2 separate regions of the Homo sapiens genome follow, and region 2 is linked to region 1. The links are chromatin loops, found by intact Hi-C in ENCODE. Cell type or tissue: gastrocnemius medialis. All regions are shown on one strand. Links, peaks and the distances in the headings refer to the core of each region. The heading gives the core; the rest is flanking DNA.

Region 1 (7,745 bases), core at 3,163-5,662:
TTAATGTACTTGATACTCCAGTCCAAAATTTCCAGGGAACAATATATTTACTAATCTGAAGTTTAAAACCCCTTTAAAATTAGGCCTATTTTTTGGCTCTAGGTTTTGGCATCTCTCTTATTCCTCACAAATTCCCAAAGATATAGTTAACAGTGAATCTAAGATCACATCAGAAAGTTTTTTAGTACTTTGGGATTAAAAAGTAGTAAACCAGAGCTCTCAAGGACTAAACTAATTTAAAGCAACTGCTTTTTCAAAAAAGTTCTTTCAAGGAAGAGGGAATAGTAAAAGCATGTACTATAGTGAAATTTCAAATTTACCTTCATTGTTTAAAAATTATTTATAATTTCAAAAACATTCTCCCTGAATAAGAAGATCTAAGTAAACTAAGAGTTGGATAATTCTTATTTCTCTCTGTTATCAGCGATCGCATCATTTTCACTGAAACCTGGTACTTTTTCATCCTTCTGTGTAGGCACAGATTTAAAAGTCCCATTTGCTACCAATCACATACTTTACAAGTCTAACTTCACTATGGGCTCTAGGCATTCTGCAAGTACACTTAGAGGTTCCTGCCACTCTCTTGACTTTGTCTTTGTAAACTCCGGTTTTGCTTTTTTAAAGATTGAAGCCTATTGAAGAGCCCCCTATGCAGCCATGTGGGCTTCTTTGGATGCCTCACTTTTCCACTGGGATTATAGACAGTTGTTAGGTCTGGATTTGGGTTTGAGAATCCCCCAGTCTCTCCAAGACCTATTCCCCATTACTGTCTCCAGCCATAGGATTAATATTACATCGTTCACATGATAGCTCTGTAAACACCCAAATTTTTCTCTATTTCTTAAGTAACATCCAACATAACAAGTCTACTGAGGTATTCCTGCTTTAAAAAATCAAACTGCTGGCCGGGTGCCGTGGCTCATGCCTATAATCCCAGCACTTTGGGAGGCCGAGGTGGGTGGATTATTTGAAGTCAGGAGTTCAAGACCAGCCTGGCCAACATGGTGAAGCCCCGTCTCTACTAAAAATACAAAAATTAGTCAGGCATGGTGGCAGGCGCCTGTAACCCCAGCTACTCGGGAGGCTGAGGCAGGAGAATCGATTGAACCTGGGAGGCAGAGGTTGCAGTGAGCCAAGATCATGCCACTGCACTCCAGCCTGGGCGACGGAGTGAGACTCTATCTCCACAAACAAAGAGACACCAAACTGCTTTCATAATGGAACTTATGTTGAAAGCATTAAGAAGAGGAATTTATTGAAAATAACACAGTGAACACAGTGAAAATAACACAGTGAATACAATAAAAATAACATTACAACCAAGTTTATCAAATAATTATATTAAACATGTTTCAGTTGGGCACAGTGGCTTACGCCTGTATTCCCAGCACTTTGCAGGGCTGAGGTGTGCAGATCACTTGAACTCAGGAATTTGAGACCAGCCTGGGCAATGTGGTGAAACCACTTCTCTACCAAAAAAAAAAAAAAAAAAAAAAATTAGTCAGGTGTGGTGGTGCATACTTGTCTCTGCTACTTGGGAGGCTGAGGTGGGCAGATTGCTTGAGCCCAGGAGGTCAAGGCTGCAGTGAGCCTTGAGCATGCCACTGCACTCCATCCTGGACAACAGAGTGAGACCCTGACTCAAAAAAAATTATTATTATCATACGAAACATATAGTTCAAGGCAAACTATAATGAAGAGTTGTGATTATCAATTCCTGCTCATCATAGAATCAACCACGGATATTTGGTTGCAGATAAGTGTCACTGCCTCTACTTCACCATTTTTTTTTTAACAGTTTTAACTTATTTGGCCTTGGGAGGGTTAACTGGGAAGAACTGAAAAGGAAAGCAAACAGAGTGAGATCTCAGCTGTCAGGAAAGGTAGGTAGTCATGTGCACAGAGCAGGCCATTGCCGCATGCAGAAACTGGGATCTCCTGCTAACTATAGAGTTTGCTCAAGCAATTATGGAGGCTGAGAAGTTTCATGATCTGCTGTCTACATGCTGGAGACCCAGGAGAGCTGATGGTGTAGTTCCAGTTTGAGATGGAAGGCCTGAGAATCAGGAGAACTGATGGTGTAAATTCCAGTCCCAGTGCAGGAGAATACCAATATCTCAGCTTGAAAACAGGTAGAGAGAGTAAATTCTCCTTACTCAGCTTTTTGTTCTATGTAGGCCTCCAATGGATTGGATGAGGCCTACTACCCACACTGGGGAGAGAAATCTGCTTTACTCAGTCTGCCAACTCAAATGTTAATGTCATCCAGAAACACCCTCATAGACACACCCAGAATCATGTTTATCTGGGCATCCCATGGCCAAGTCAAGTTGACACAAAAATTAAACATTAACAATGAGCAAGGAGCCTAGTGGCTAAAAATGCAGCCTCAAATCCAATGTGCCCTACTTACTGTGACCTTAGGTAAGTTACTTAACCATTCTAAGCCTCCCTTACCCCCAAGTAAAATGGAAATAATGATAGCACCTTCCTGAGCTTGTTTTTAGAAGCACATGAGAGAGGGTCAGGTCCAGTGGCTCATGCCTGTAATCCCAGCACTTTGGGAGGCTAAGATGGGAGGATCGCTTGATGCCAGGAGTTTGAGACCAGCCTGGGCAACACAGTGAGACCCCATCTCTAAAAATAAAGAATAAAAAAAGTTAGAATCACATGAGATAATGTCTGTAGAGTGCTTAGCAGAGTGCATGGCCCTAGAACTCACCATTTCTCTCTATCTAGGCATGAAGAAAGGAGATTCTCAACCAGGGAGGTTGGCAGTAAGTTTGAAAAATTCTAAGAAATTTCAGAAGATTCTATATGACCTTGATGACTAAAATCATATTTGTTATAGGGGAGGGAAGAGAAGCAAAGGAGTGAGGAGAGCAACTGAAAGCCTCTTACTTTCCAGCAGACCAGAATAACAAGGAACACTATGTCTGCTTTGAGGCTCCCTGCTGTCAAGGATGCCTGCTTCTGGGGTCTGCATAGAAACCTCTTAAAATCTGCTCACAGGCTTCTTAAGCTCCTGCCTCTTGAGCACCTCACATGTCATGCTTCCTGTGGAAATCTCCATTGCACATGGCTGCTGTGGGAAAAAGTGTAGGGTGGGGAGATGAGGGTAATACTAGAGAGAGCGATGAAGCATTGGAAGCTGAGAGGCATTCTCAGATCCAGAGGGTCATAGAGATTGAAGTCAGGGCTTTGATGGCAACCAAAATAGACTGCTTTCCAGCTGCAACGGAAAAAGGTGACTGGGATGTTATGATGGAGGGCAAGGAGGGTGGGTGAGAAGGTTTAGATAAATGCCTTCCTAGGCAAACTGCATCTAGTTGGTTGGATATTTTAAATAGTCAAAATGATTTACTTTTATTAGTGCAAAGACAAAACTGAATATAAACTGAGGGATTTATTTTCATTTGCAGATGTGAATTGGACACAGTATCATGCTACTTGTTGAATTCTGATTTAGAGCATCCACCCAAATCAAATTTGGGCCTCATTTGGGTAGATGCCCAAACTAGAATTTAACAAGTGGCATGATACTGGGAGGCAAGGAAGTCTCCACATTTAATGCTGAGGAGAGAAAGAAATTTCAGGACAGGGAAGTGTGTCTGAGTTAGACATACTTCTTTTCTACAGCTCCTTGTTTGAAATCAATACACATTCTGATTAAGGGCAGAGAGTTTTTCCTCTGAATAAACCATTTCCCCTGAAGAAATTGGCTGGATGGTATAATACCGGTTGATGAACCAGAAAACCTAGCCTCTGTTCCCTCCAACACCATTTCCCAACTACGTCACCTTGGGCAAGCCACTTAACCTTTCTGAGGATCAACTTCCTAAAGTCAAATGGGATAATAATCCCTCGTCGGCATCCTACAGTTGGTTATTTTAAAAAAGTGAGATAATAAATGTGAATTGACCTTGAGATCTGTAAAATGTACACAGTATTATTCCTGAACCATGACTGCTTCCCTTGCCCGGTCTAGTGATTTTAAGCACACAATACAAGATCTTCCCATATTGTTGCAATATGGAAGGAAACAGCTGCTAGTCAAAGCCAGTTTTAGAAACCTGCATTTTTGCAAAAGGAAGAGTCAACTTTCATCATAACAATGTTGCTGGCACAGGATGGTTACTGCCATAAAACAATGTAGAGATGGTCCAGCAGGTGTCAGCAGAGAACCAACTTTCAGTACTAGGTGGGCTCCTCCAGGGAGGGAGATGCCCGGGCCTGGTGGGCTGGGACAGGGCTGGGGGGACTCCGTCATTAAATCCAGGGCTGTCCCAGTTCTGGCGGGTGCTGGTAGGCAGATTGGGACCACTGAGATGGGGACAACAACCCATTGGCTTTATCTGCAAAATCCCTCTCATTGGCTCCAGGATCCTCTCCCTTCAGAAGATCCCTTCCCATGACTGTTTTTTAGTCTGGGCCTGAGTCCCTCTTCTGGCCCTAGAACCTGTGCTCTAACTTGAAAACCTGTCTCACAGGGAAGAAGGTTTATTTGTTTGTTTAGAGAAATACTGCTTTGGGAATGCCTTTCATCCCTGTCTGTTTTGGATATATGTTTTTCACCTACTCCTCCTTCTCCTACCTTAACAACCAGCCATTCAGATTCAATAATTCAGGCAACAAATCCAAGGTGAGTGGCTAATGTATGGGAAGTGGGAGAGCACTGTTTACAGCTACTAAATAGAAGCCCGTGCAATGAAGTATGTAAGCTCATATATGCTACAGATAGTCTCTCATATTTTACTCTTATGATTTCATTGCAAATGTATATGAGTCTGTTATAATGTGCCATGTTGAAATGGGTTCTGCCATAGGTTTTATGAGATTTGGGGTCTTTCTTGGCTGGATGTAGAGAGGATGACTTGGAGAGGCAGAGAAGCAGCTCTTTGAAACAGGAGCAAATCCCAAACTGCCTGCCTCCCCTCCCCTCCACATTTCTAAGATTCCCAGAGAGAGAGAGAGAGAGAGAGAGAGTGTGTGTGTGTGTGTGTGTGTGTGTGTGAGAGAGAGAGAGAGGTACATATATGTAAAGTGGTATATCTTAGTAGTGAGGAAGGGAAATATGTGAGAAGCCCTATGAGAGGAAAGGGCAAATGGAATCAGAGCCAAAAGGCTGTCTGAAACTTTGGAGCAAGACCTATGGATAAAGTTCAAGGGCAGGGCCACAGCCAAATAGAGAGCTGGCCACCTGCAAATCTGCCACATCTGGGAAATGGAGAAAAGGAAAAAGAATAAATCAAATAGCTATGGATGTTTGTAGCCCTATTGCATTATTTGCTTTTCCCACCCCATAGCAAAGTCCAATTCTTCTCAAAAACTCAGAAATTCTGGAATAACTCTAAGGTCTCCAAGGAAAGAGAGTTGTGTCCTACTTAGAATAGGCCAAAGTATGCGTGTGTGGGTAGGGGGTGTGTCTATGGGGGATCATTAGAGTCCTAATCTCTAGTATCTGGCACCCACAAAGAACAGAACTCCCATATCCACCACTAAGTATGACTGCTGGGACCAGTGATCCATAAGTCTCCAGCTGGCAGAAAGACAGGCACAATATACACAGATTCCTACGTTGCTGCAAATTTCTTGAATTCTCAAGTAGCTGGATAAGCTGTGTTTCTTTTTCTTTCTGATTGTAAATATTTAATTATTTACATCTCTTTTCTTGAAGCCAGTAGGTACCATGTTTGCAAGAATATTTGAAATTAAGAGGAGAGGGGTTCCGAAGTCCACAGAGCAACTGCCTTGCACATTATTTTACCCAGAATGCACAAGAAAAAGCAACACAGATAGCAGATATAGCCAGTTCAAGTCCTTGAAGAGTTATGGTCCTGTAATATACAAGGCCCAGCATTCACTATAATTGACCTGTGCTCAGTGTGGATCTGTGACTCTGGTTTTGGGACAAAAGTCTGCACTGATGATTTAAATATGGAGGCTCCAAAGACAGGTAGAACCAAAGGATGGTGAAACCCATCTCTTGCCTCAGTCATTGCATAAGCCCCTGATTCAGGACCCTTTTAAACCCTAAATCCCCATAAGCTATATTGTTAAATTATAAAACGAACCTTCTCTGATCTTATCCATTCCCAATATGGTGAAATCGTCTTTGGCTGTGTTTAACTAGGAAAAGTGAAGGGATGAGTTGAAAGCATTAAAAACAGCAGTCAGCATGATCAGAAACCCCAGCCAATGCGATATTTTCCAAAGAAAAGAGGCCACAGTTAGGGTCTCCGCTGCGTAGACCAAGCTCAAGTTAATTCGGTTTAGCCAGGCCCTTTTCTTTCCTGTTAAATTCTCAACCCCCATGGCTACCAGCCCCTGGGGAGCCCTCGCCTCTACCCCCAGGACCTCCCTGCCCGGCTCAGTAGCTCTGGGCCAGTTCATTTCGCCACAGCCCGGAGCCTCTCGGAAAGCAAAGATTAAAGGGGAAAGTCGCAGCTGTATATTTATATTTTCATTGCTAGAAGGGAATTGATTTCCGTGCATTTATTTTGGTAGTTGTAATACATAAGGGCGGATTTGCGTCACCCGAGCAACTTGCCGGTGGAGATAAAGTTGCACAAATATTGAAAGGGGAAGTGCTAGGAGTCATTATAGAGTTTTTCTCCGGAAGAAATAAGGATTTCTGCAGTATCCTAAAATACTAAGGCCGCTTCTATTTTGAGACCAATCTCGCAGGCACATCCGCTCATTTAGTCCCGAGTTTGAGCCCATCAAAAAACAGGAGATGACCTGAACTCCGGCGAGCCCAGGGTTTCCTGCTGCTTTCTTGGTTCTGAAGAGTGGGGAGTAAGGAGGGCGGGAGTCTGCGGGCTCAGAACTCGGCGAGGGGCCTGCAGGGGCCAGGCTTGGGCCTGGGGAAGGGGTAGAGGGGGCGGCGGGGGTCGCTCCAAAGACTTGTATTTCGCGTTTGCCTCCGGGAGCTGGGAGTAAGGCCTTGGATGGCGCCGACGCGGTTGCGAGGAAGCTGAGGCCTGGGAGAGCAAGGGGCGCGCAGGCGAAGTTGCAACTTGCACTCCAGCCGCGGGCCTGGCGGAGAAAGGGAGGCTCGCGGCGCCGCGAGGAGTCGGCGGGCCTCGGGGCCTCGCTTTCGCCGCATCTGCCCAGCGCTCCGGGCCTTGAATCTCGGCAGATGCGAGTTGTGGGCACCTAGGGAACCCTGAGGACTCGCATTCCCCCGGGTCTGTATCCCGTGCCCACCCCGGAGCGTCGCAAACCTTGGAAAGGGTGAAAGCTGATAGGGGAGTCTTATTTCTTAAGAGAGAGGGTGAGGGCGCGCGGCGCTGCCTCGGGTAAGGAGTAAATGCACCTCTTTCACAACCGTGAGTTTGGGCTTAGGCTGAGGTCTAAATGTTTGCAGTCAAATTAGAAACGCAATCAAACTGGAAGTGGCACTAGAAAGCAGAGGGCTCACGGCCTCCGCTACGCACACTCCCACCGAAGGCTCACCAGAACCCTCAGCCAGCGCCTCAATTGCCCATGTTGTACTTGTCGCTCCTTTGCCTTCACCTTGACACAGAAAAACTGGTCTTAATACGTCTCTCGCCCCAGGTACCCCTACCTTCAGCCAAACACACCCATCTATCTCTGGAAATAGCACCTCTCTCCTGGTTGCGTGGAGCAGGGGAAGAAAACCTTTCAGTAAAAGAGAGATGGAGAGCGAGAGCGGGAGAGCTGGAGGGCGGGAGGAGGGAGAGAGAGAGGGAGAGGGAGAGATCTTAGTGCTGGCTGATCAG
Region 2 (7,745 bases), core at 2,507-5,006, 330 kb after region 1:
GATTACTCTCATGTTAATTTGGTAAGTATCAGCCAGTCTTCCAGAGTCTGAAAATGCCTGGGAATATAAATATTGAATGAATGCTTCAGTCTGGCTGGGCCTAGAATGTGATGACCACACCCCCATCCTGCTTTGCTGAGGAGACTTGCTTGGGCAGTCACTTCTTCTTCCAGGCCATGCCTCTATCTCTTGCCCATTCACACAGCATCCTAGCATTAAATGAGGTCACATCCAGGAAGATGCTTTGAATGTGAGGGATTAGGATTAGTCTATTTGCACTGTTTCAGGTGGTAGCCAGGGTAGTAAAAGCTCATTACCTCTTATATGAAAACTTTGGGCTAGCATTTCAGAATTCAGAATTTTGGGATCTCAGCAAGCTAATATGGCAAATATATGGTATATTGTATTAAAATCCCCAGTGGGGTTTGATGCATCAACCTGTAGTCAAACACATAGACATTTCTGTAGCAGAATCAATGGATGCTCCCATTAGGTTTTTCAAATAAAGACTATAAATAGCTTCACATCAGTTCAGATCAGGTGTCACTACCAAATGAATTCAGACCATGTTAAGTATTGTCAACCAAATGAGTAATAAAGAAACTTGTGGGTTTGGAAAGTGGATAAGAGGCTGTGGCCTATACTCATTGGCTAATTCAGGCAATTCTGCTTTGTTCCACACTGTGTATAGTTTTACCTGCCTGTAGCCTAGCCCCTCCCCTTAACCTTCCCATTAGGAGATTTCTGGAGGGAACAAGCAAAAAACACACACTTTTTTTTTTTTTTTTCACCTGCACACCATTCAGCAGCATTTTCATCACCTTCCCACCAGACAAGGAAACGGGCTTCAGATCCTGTGGGAGTTTGAACTGGGAGTAAAATTATATAGGATATGCTTGCCTAGCAGAGTAGAAGAGAGTACAAGGCAAACACCATATGAGTTTGCAGTTTTACCAGTAAGATAATGATTCAGTTATGGAGGATAGCTCCTATGGTTTTGTATAACATTAATTTGGGTTTTCAGGGATGACAAAACTTATTTAGAAGCTGACTCAGGGGATAAATTTTGATTTAGCAAACAGTCTCAGAGAACGGTGTTTCAAAGACAACCACCTTGTCCAGGAGTCTGCCTTTGAAAAAACTGAGAAACAACCAGTTTTGATGGATTCTTTCATTCTCTATAGGCCTTCACTAGATCCCCATCCCATCCTAGGATTCTCTACCATTCTAGAACAAAATTCCCACTCACTAGTTGACATGGACTCAGAAAGAAAGCTAAGCAATAGTGTATTTACTCTCCAAATATGACCATTGATTATCTAACATACGTTTTCACCAAAGTACTTTTATTGTAGAGGATGTCAGAGGTATTAAAGAAGCCACACCCCTAGTGACAAATACCTTTACTGCCTCCTGTTTTACCTTACACATTTGTGAGAATTTAAAAATCTATACAATAAATTATTCTTTTTAACACAAACATAAATTTTCCTCAAACATTTTTAAGAATAATTAATACACCAGGAAGATAATTTATGCTTATCTGGGGCCTTGCATATTCACTATCAGCATGGCCAGGATCCAGGAGGTCACATGTACCTGTCTGAGAAACATGAAATTGATGTGTTGTCCTCTGAGCTATCCCTGAAAGAGTAGACTTCAGGTACTATATTGACGACTGTCTACCTCATCTTACAACCCCCAACTGGATCAAGTAACCACAGATCTTGGTTATAGAAGACAAGGGTTTAACAGGACACTAATAGCAATTATGTCATGTTCTAAACCTTTTGTTTTTATTTGCTTGGAAGCTGAGGCCCAGGAAAGTTGAAGGACTTCCTCAAGGTCACAGAATCAGGACTAGTTTCTAGACCTCCTAACTCCAATCCCATTTGAACTTAGGGGGTAGTATATGACTGGTGTCTGACTGATACCAGTCAGAAAACAGATGGGTTGTGTGGATGAATCAGCTACACTTCTATCCTTTTCACATAACCCAGACAGTTCAAAGGAGTTGGAGATGCATTTGCTGTATTTTGCTTTTTGCAAAGGATAAGTGTCTCTTCCCAACTTTTATGATTTGAATAATGATTTAACAATGAAGATCCTGGAAACACAAACTCTATGGGAGGTTGGTAAACTTTTATTTATAAGATATGCTTATAAATAAAGGATATCTTTATTTTCAGTGCTGGGCTGCTCAGGATTAGACTAGAGTGAAGAAAACTGGATTGTATTTAGATTTTTCTGATATATTTGAAAGCTGAAAAGAAAGTATAGGAAATAAATACTTTTTTTTCATTTAAGATTTTAAAAGGAATTTAAGTGCTTGTTAAAAAAAAAGTTGCCTCTTGACTGTCGGTAATCTTTTCGGCAGACATAGAAAGGGAAACCTTTATACCTTTGTATTTTTAGTTCCTAACAAAGGACAACTGTGCATGAATGGGGAGAACATTAACCCCCACTTGCCCTCAAATGTAACCTGTGATCACATTGTGCCAACTACACCAGTGAGCACCAACAAATATAGTTATTAATTGAGGTTTCTCAAACATCTGGACTTTTGGCACCCAGAACCAAAATAGCTGGACATTTGTTTGAATTCTCTACTTGTTTTCCAAGCTTGACATTGAGTCAGAATAATAGCAGTTATAGACTACTTCCTATATGCCAGAGTCAGGCTAAATGTTTTACCTGTATTAGCTTGTTTAACCTTCACAACCATCAAATGAGTCCTAAAGTATGAATGATTCCTTTTAGAGATGAGGGTACTGAGGCTCAGAGAAGGAAGCACAGAGCTGATATGAGAACACTGTCTGTCTGATTATAAACCCTGAACTGAGAGTGTTTCATTTTGGCAAAATGACTACAGAGGGCAACAAATGATATAAATCCAATTTGTAGCTACCCTACTAAAAGAAAGAGTGACTGTACAATATCTGAGTTAATAACATTACTCAGTAGTATCACCATTGTTAGCAAATTTGATAATTTGGGGAAAATTTTTCCTTCTCTTGAATTACTCTGATGCATTCAAATTCACCTGATAATTGTGTATTACATGTATTACCCTTTGAGTATTAAAACAACTGAAAATACCTGCATCTTTGTCAGATTAAATAATTTAGAAAATGAAAAAATACACAAAAACAAATTAAATAAACATAAGACTCAATCCCTGGGTTAAAGATGAATATTGCAGTTTTCTTTACTAGTTAGTGGCTAGAGTTTTAACTAGGTAACCTTGAGCAAGTTACTTAATCTCTTAAGCCTCAGTTTTCTCATCTTTAAAACACAAATGATAACAAAACCTACTTTAGCCTACTTTGCTAAAGGATGGAATAAAAAAATGCATGTAAAGTGCTTAACACAGTGCCTGGCTTATAGCATGGTTTCAAAACATAGTTAATTATCTGTCATAACTTAAGCTGGTACCATGGGAGAACTGGAATTCAGAAGTACACCTGAGGTCTACTCCCACCAATGGGGTGGGGGGCTGGGGTGGGTCACTGGAGAGCAGAGAAACCTCATGCAACTTTCACCCTTTCTCCTTGTTTCTGGATCTTCAGTCGCAGAAGTAAGCCAGCTTCACTTCCTCTGTTACTACTGCCCCCTGCTGGCTGGGGAGGGAAAGATGCGATGGCAGAGCTGAAATTGTTTGCTTTCCTTTCTCTGCTTCTCACACTTCTCTGTGCCAGGTCTTCAGGTTTCTTTAAATATTAAAGCTGACTAACCCTAGCCTCCTGTAAAAGGATGTGAGAGCATGAATATGATCACTCTCTCTTTAGTACTGTAAAATTTTATGGTTATGTAGAAATTCAATGTTAAAAAAACCCCAACAACTCTATGATGAAATTTCTCTGGATAAATAATTAGTTATGCCCAGAGACACATTGTGGGGGCAGTGCATTTTTTGACCTTTCAACATAGACAGATGGTTTACGCATCTTCAGCATTCAGAGTTTTCTGAGGAGCATTATATAATCTCAGTGTGGTCACCAAATGAAATAAGAAATTCCTCATTTGGCAGATGGAGCTTGCGTATCGAGTTCATAAACTTTAATACTTCTCCCAAGTCCAAAATCAGAGACAACCTGCTCCCAAGTCAGTTTCCCATTTGCACTTAATTAGGGAGTGTGTTTTGGAGGTCAGTGAAAACCAGTGGAGTATGTTTTCATAATAACTTCCCTCACAATAAAATTATTTGGGAGGCAGCTATCCAACTTTTTCTGGAATGAGGGCAAGAAAAATGGGGACACAAAGTGAAGTTATTGGATACCTTATCTGGAACTGCCCAAAATGTTGACTGAGATCCAAAGAACACACAGTACCTTCTGGATCAGGGAAAAGGAGCCAAATGTTTTTATAGTCCCAACAATTTTCTTAACTACAATTTTGCTTCATTTCTAACAACGAAGTGAAGTACTTTTAAGGATTCCAAATACTAGAGAACAAAAGCCTTCTCAGAGTTGTAATCATGTCATACAGAAATAGAGACAGTAAGTATCCTGGTTAAGGAAAATGTGAATATGTGGATGAACAAAAGTGACTGGTAGTTAGGACAGGTAGCCAGACTGTCACTTACTGGCTGGATGCTTTTGTGTATTTGGGTTTAACAAAGATAACATGGTGAGTCCCAAACATGTTGCACCTCACTTTATAAAGTGTGATATCACTGTAGCTGTAGGAAAGTGTATTGTGCTTGTATTAGCCTTTTTCTAAAATGTCCTAGAATAATTCTAAGTCACAAATCAAATTAGAGAGAGTAAACTTCCTTAATAGATTAAGAAATCAAATTCTGATAGACTAGTACTTCTTTGTAGTTTTTTAAATAATATTTTTGCTATTTTTTCTGAGACAGAATTTTGCTCTTGTCACCCAGGCTGGAGTGCAATGGTGCAATCTCGGCTCACTGAAACCTCTGCCTCCCGGGGGTCAAGCTATTCTCCTACCTCAGCTTCCCGAATAGCTGGGACTACAGGCATGTGCCACCACGCCCAGCTAATTTTCTTTTCCTTTCTTTTTTTTTTTTTTTTGTATTTTTAGTAGAGATGAGGCTTCTCCATGTTGGCCAGGCTGGTCTCAAACTCCTGACCTCAGGTGATCCACCCACCTCGGCCTCCCACAGTATTGGGATTACAGGCGTGAGCCACTGCACCTGGACTATTTTTGCTATTTCTAAATTGCATTTGGCTTTTATAACTCCCATCAATCTAGAAGGACATGGCAAGATCCATAAATTTCTGAATTGTGGTTGGTGAACTTTTATCTCAATATGAAGCTGATGGCTGCAATATGTTGAAAGGATTTTCAACCTCATATACAGAATATGGTTAACTGTTTCCTCTTTCTCTTACTCGTACACACACACACACACACACACACACACAATGACTTGAGGTAAGATTTGTTATAATTATACTGTGTATGTTCAGTGAGAAATTGTTCTGAGATGAAGTCCTGAGGCTTCTCAACCAAATTTCTCTCAAAGGCAGTTCATATGTCAAGTTGTTACATTCACCAAATGACTGAAGTGTAACCATAACAAGGGAGCATGACCCATGCATCAGAATGAATACACTATTTCTCTTTAGTCTCTTAATTTAATAGTGATGATAACAAGGAATTTGTTATACTTCGTTTCCAATATTTGGCAGATCATTTGGATTATGGCCTTTATAAGTTACCTGTACGTAAATCACCCTAAATTCAGTTCAGCTGGTATTTTTCAGTGGCAACAGAAGTAACTTCATTTTATATATTAATTGTATGAGGTTTTGATATTTCAGGCTGCTATTTTAGGTCATGTACTGTGTGGTAGGCAGCTGCTAAGATGTCCCCCACTTATCCCTGTCTCCTGGTATTGACGCTGTTCTCTTCAGTATCACTGAACTTACATCTAATGAATAGAACATGATAGAAAACGATGGGATGTTCTTAACAAGGTTAGGTTAGAAAAAGACTGTGGCTTCTGTCTTGGATGCCCTCTCTGGATCTCTCTCTCTGGGAGCCTTCAGGCTTTGGGAAGTATGCTGCCATATTGTATATGGCCCTATGGGGAGATGCCCAGATGACAAAAACCAACCAACCAAACAAAACCCACAAAACCTAAAAATAAAAAATAAACCCTTATAAACCTGGTCAACAGCCAGTGAGTACCTGAAGCTTGCCAAGAGTCGCATGAGCAGTCTTGGAAGCAGATCCTCCCCTAGTCAGGCTTTGAGATGACTGCAGCCCCAGCTCATACCATCATTGCAGCTTTGCAAGAGACCTGGAACCAGAATGCACTCAGCTAAGCCATGCCCAGATTCTTGACTCATAGAAATTGTGAGATTGTAAATGTTTGTTATTCTGAACAGCTAAGTTTTGGGCATATTTGTTACATAGCAATTGATAACTTACAAACCTCTCTAAGTCTATGGATGGCTAAATATCACAGAGTAGCCATCCTTAAGAATAGTCAGAATAGTCAGTGATCAAATACTCTGATCCATATTCTTTGGCAGAAATTATAAGCCAGGTCTTCATCTAAAAGAAGAAATGTGATTCCGGGCAAGATGGCCTAATGGGAACAGCTCTGGTCTGCAGCTCCCAGCAAGACCAACGCAGAAGGCAGGTGATTTCTGCATTTCCAACTGAGGTACCCAGTTCATCTCATTGGGACTGGTTAGACAGTGGGTGCAGTGCATAGAGGGCGAGCTGAAGCAGGGTGGGGCATCACCTCACCTGGGAAGTGCAAGGGGTCAGCGAACTCCCTCCCCTAGCCAAGAGAAGCCCCAAGGGACTGTGCTGTGAGGAATGGTGCATTTGAGCCCAGATACTACACTTTTCCCACAGTCTTCGAAACCCACAGACCAGGAGATTCCCTAGGGTGCCTACACCACCAGGGCCCTGGGTTTCAAGCACAAAACTGGGTAGCCATTTGGGCAGACACTGAGCTAGCTGCAGGAGGTTTTTTTTTGTTGTTGTTGTTTTTTCATTTCAGTGGTACCCAGAACACCAGCAAGACAGATCTGTTCAATCCCCTGAAAAGGGTGCTGAAGCCAGGGAGCCAAGTGGTCTAGCTCAGCAGATCCCACACCCATGGAGCCCAACAAGCTAAGATCCATGGGCTTGAAATTCTTGCTGCCAGCACGGCAGTCTGAAGTCAACCTGGGATGCTCAAGCTTGATGGGGGGAGGGACGTCCACCATTACTGAGGCTTGAGTAGGCAGTCTTCCCCTCATAGTGTAAACAAAGCCGCCAGGAAGTTCTGACTGGGCTGAGCCCACTGCAGCACTGCAAAGCCACTGTAGCCAGACTGCCTCTCTAGATTCCTCTTTGGGCAGGGCATCTCTGAAAGAAAGGCAGCATCCCCAGTCAGGGGCTTATAGATAAAACTCCCATCTCCCTGGGTCAGAGCACCTGGGGGAAGGGGCGGCTGTGAGCGTGGCTTCTGCAGACTTAAACTTTCCTGCCTGATGGCCCTGAAAAGAGCAGTGGATCTTCCAGCACAGCGCTCAAGCTCTGCTAAGGGACAGACTGCCTCCTCAAGTGGGTCCCTGACCCCCATACCTCCTGATGGGGAGACACCTCACAGAAGAAGTAGACAGACACCTCATACAGGAGAGCTCTGGCTGGCATCCAGTGGGTGCCCCTCTGGGATGAAGCTTCCAGAGGAAGGAGCAGACAGCAATCTTTGCTGTTCTGCAGCCTCTGCTGGTGATACACAGGCAAACAGGGTCTGGAGTGTACCCCCAGCACAC

The links. Hi-C counts contacts between places; a loop is a spot of excess contacts. Peaks named below come from ENCODE experiments on the same cell type or tissue, not always from the same donor. Only the 100,000 strongest peaks of a DNase experiment are listed, where the experiment ranks them.
Region 2: a loop joins it to region 1, with 10 times the contacts of the local background. A loop is called at or near these places in 77 of 110 quality-filtered maps.

What each region holds. Positions count from the first base shown.
Region 1 is chr1:220,870,223-220,877,967 of GRCh38, forward strand. All of the region lies in intron 1 of HLX-AS1 (HLX antisense RNA 1), which reads right to left. Among named protein-coding and RNA genes, the nearest start is that of HLX, 5.3 kb to the right of the region's middle. In gastrocnemius medialis, for the core only: a CTCF peak has its summit at 4,175 (motif pointing right); a DNase peak (open chromatin) is centred at 4,209; H3K27ac peaks cover 331 bases.
Region 2 is chr1:221,200,038-221,207,782 of GRCh38, forward strand. No RefSeq gene overlaps it. Among named protein-coding and RNA genes, the nearest start is that of LINC02817, 130 kb to the right of the region's middle. In gastrocnemius medialis, for the core only: CTCF peaks have their summits at 3,620 (motif pointing left) and 3,822; a DNase peak (open chromatin) is centred at 3,614; H3K27ac peaks cover 1,748 bases.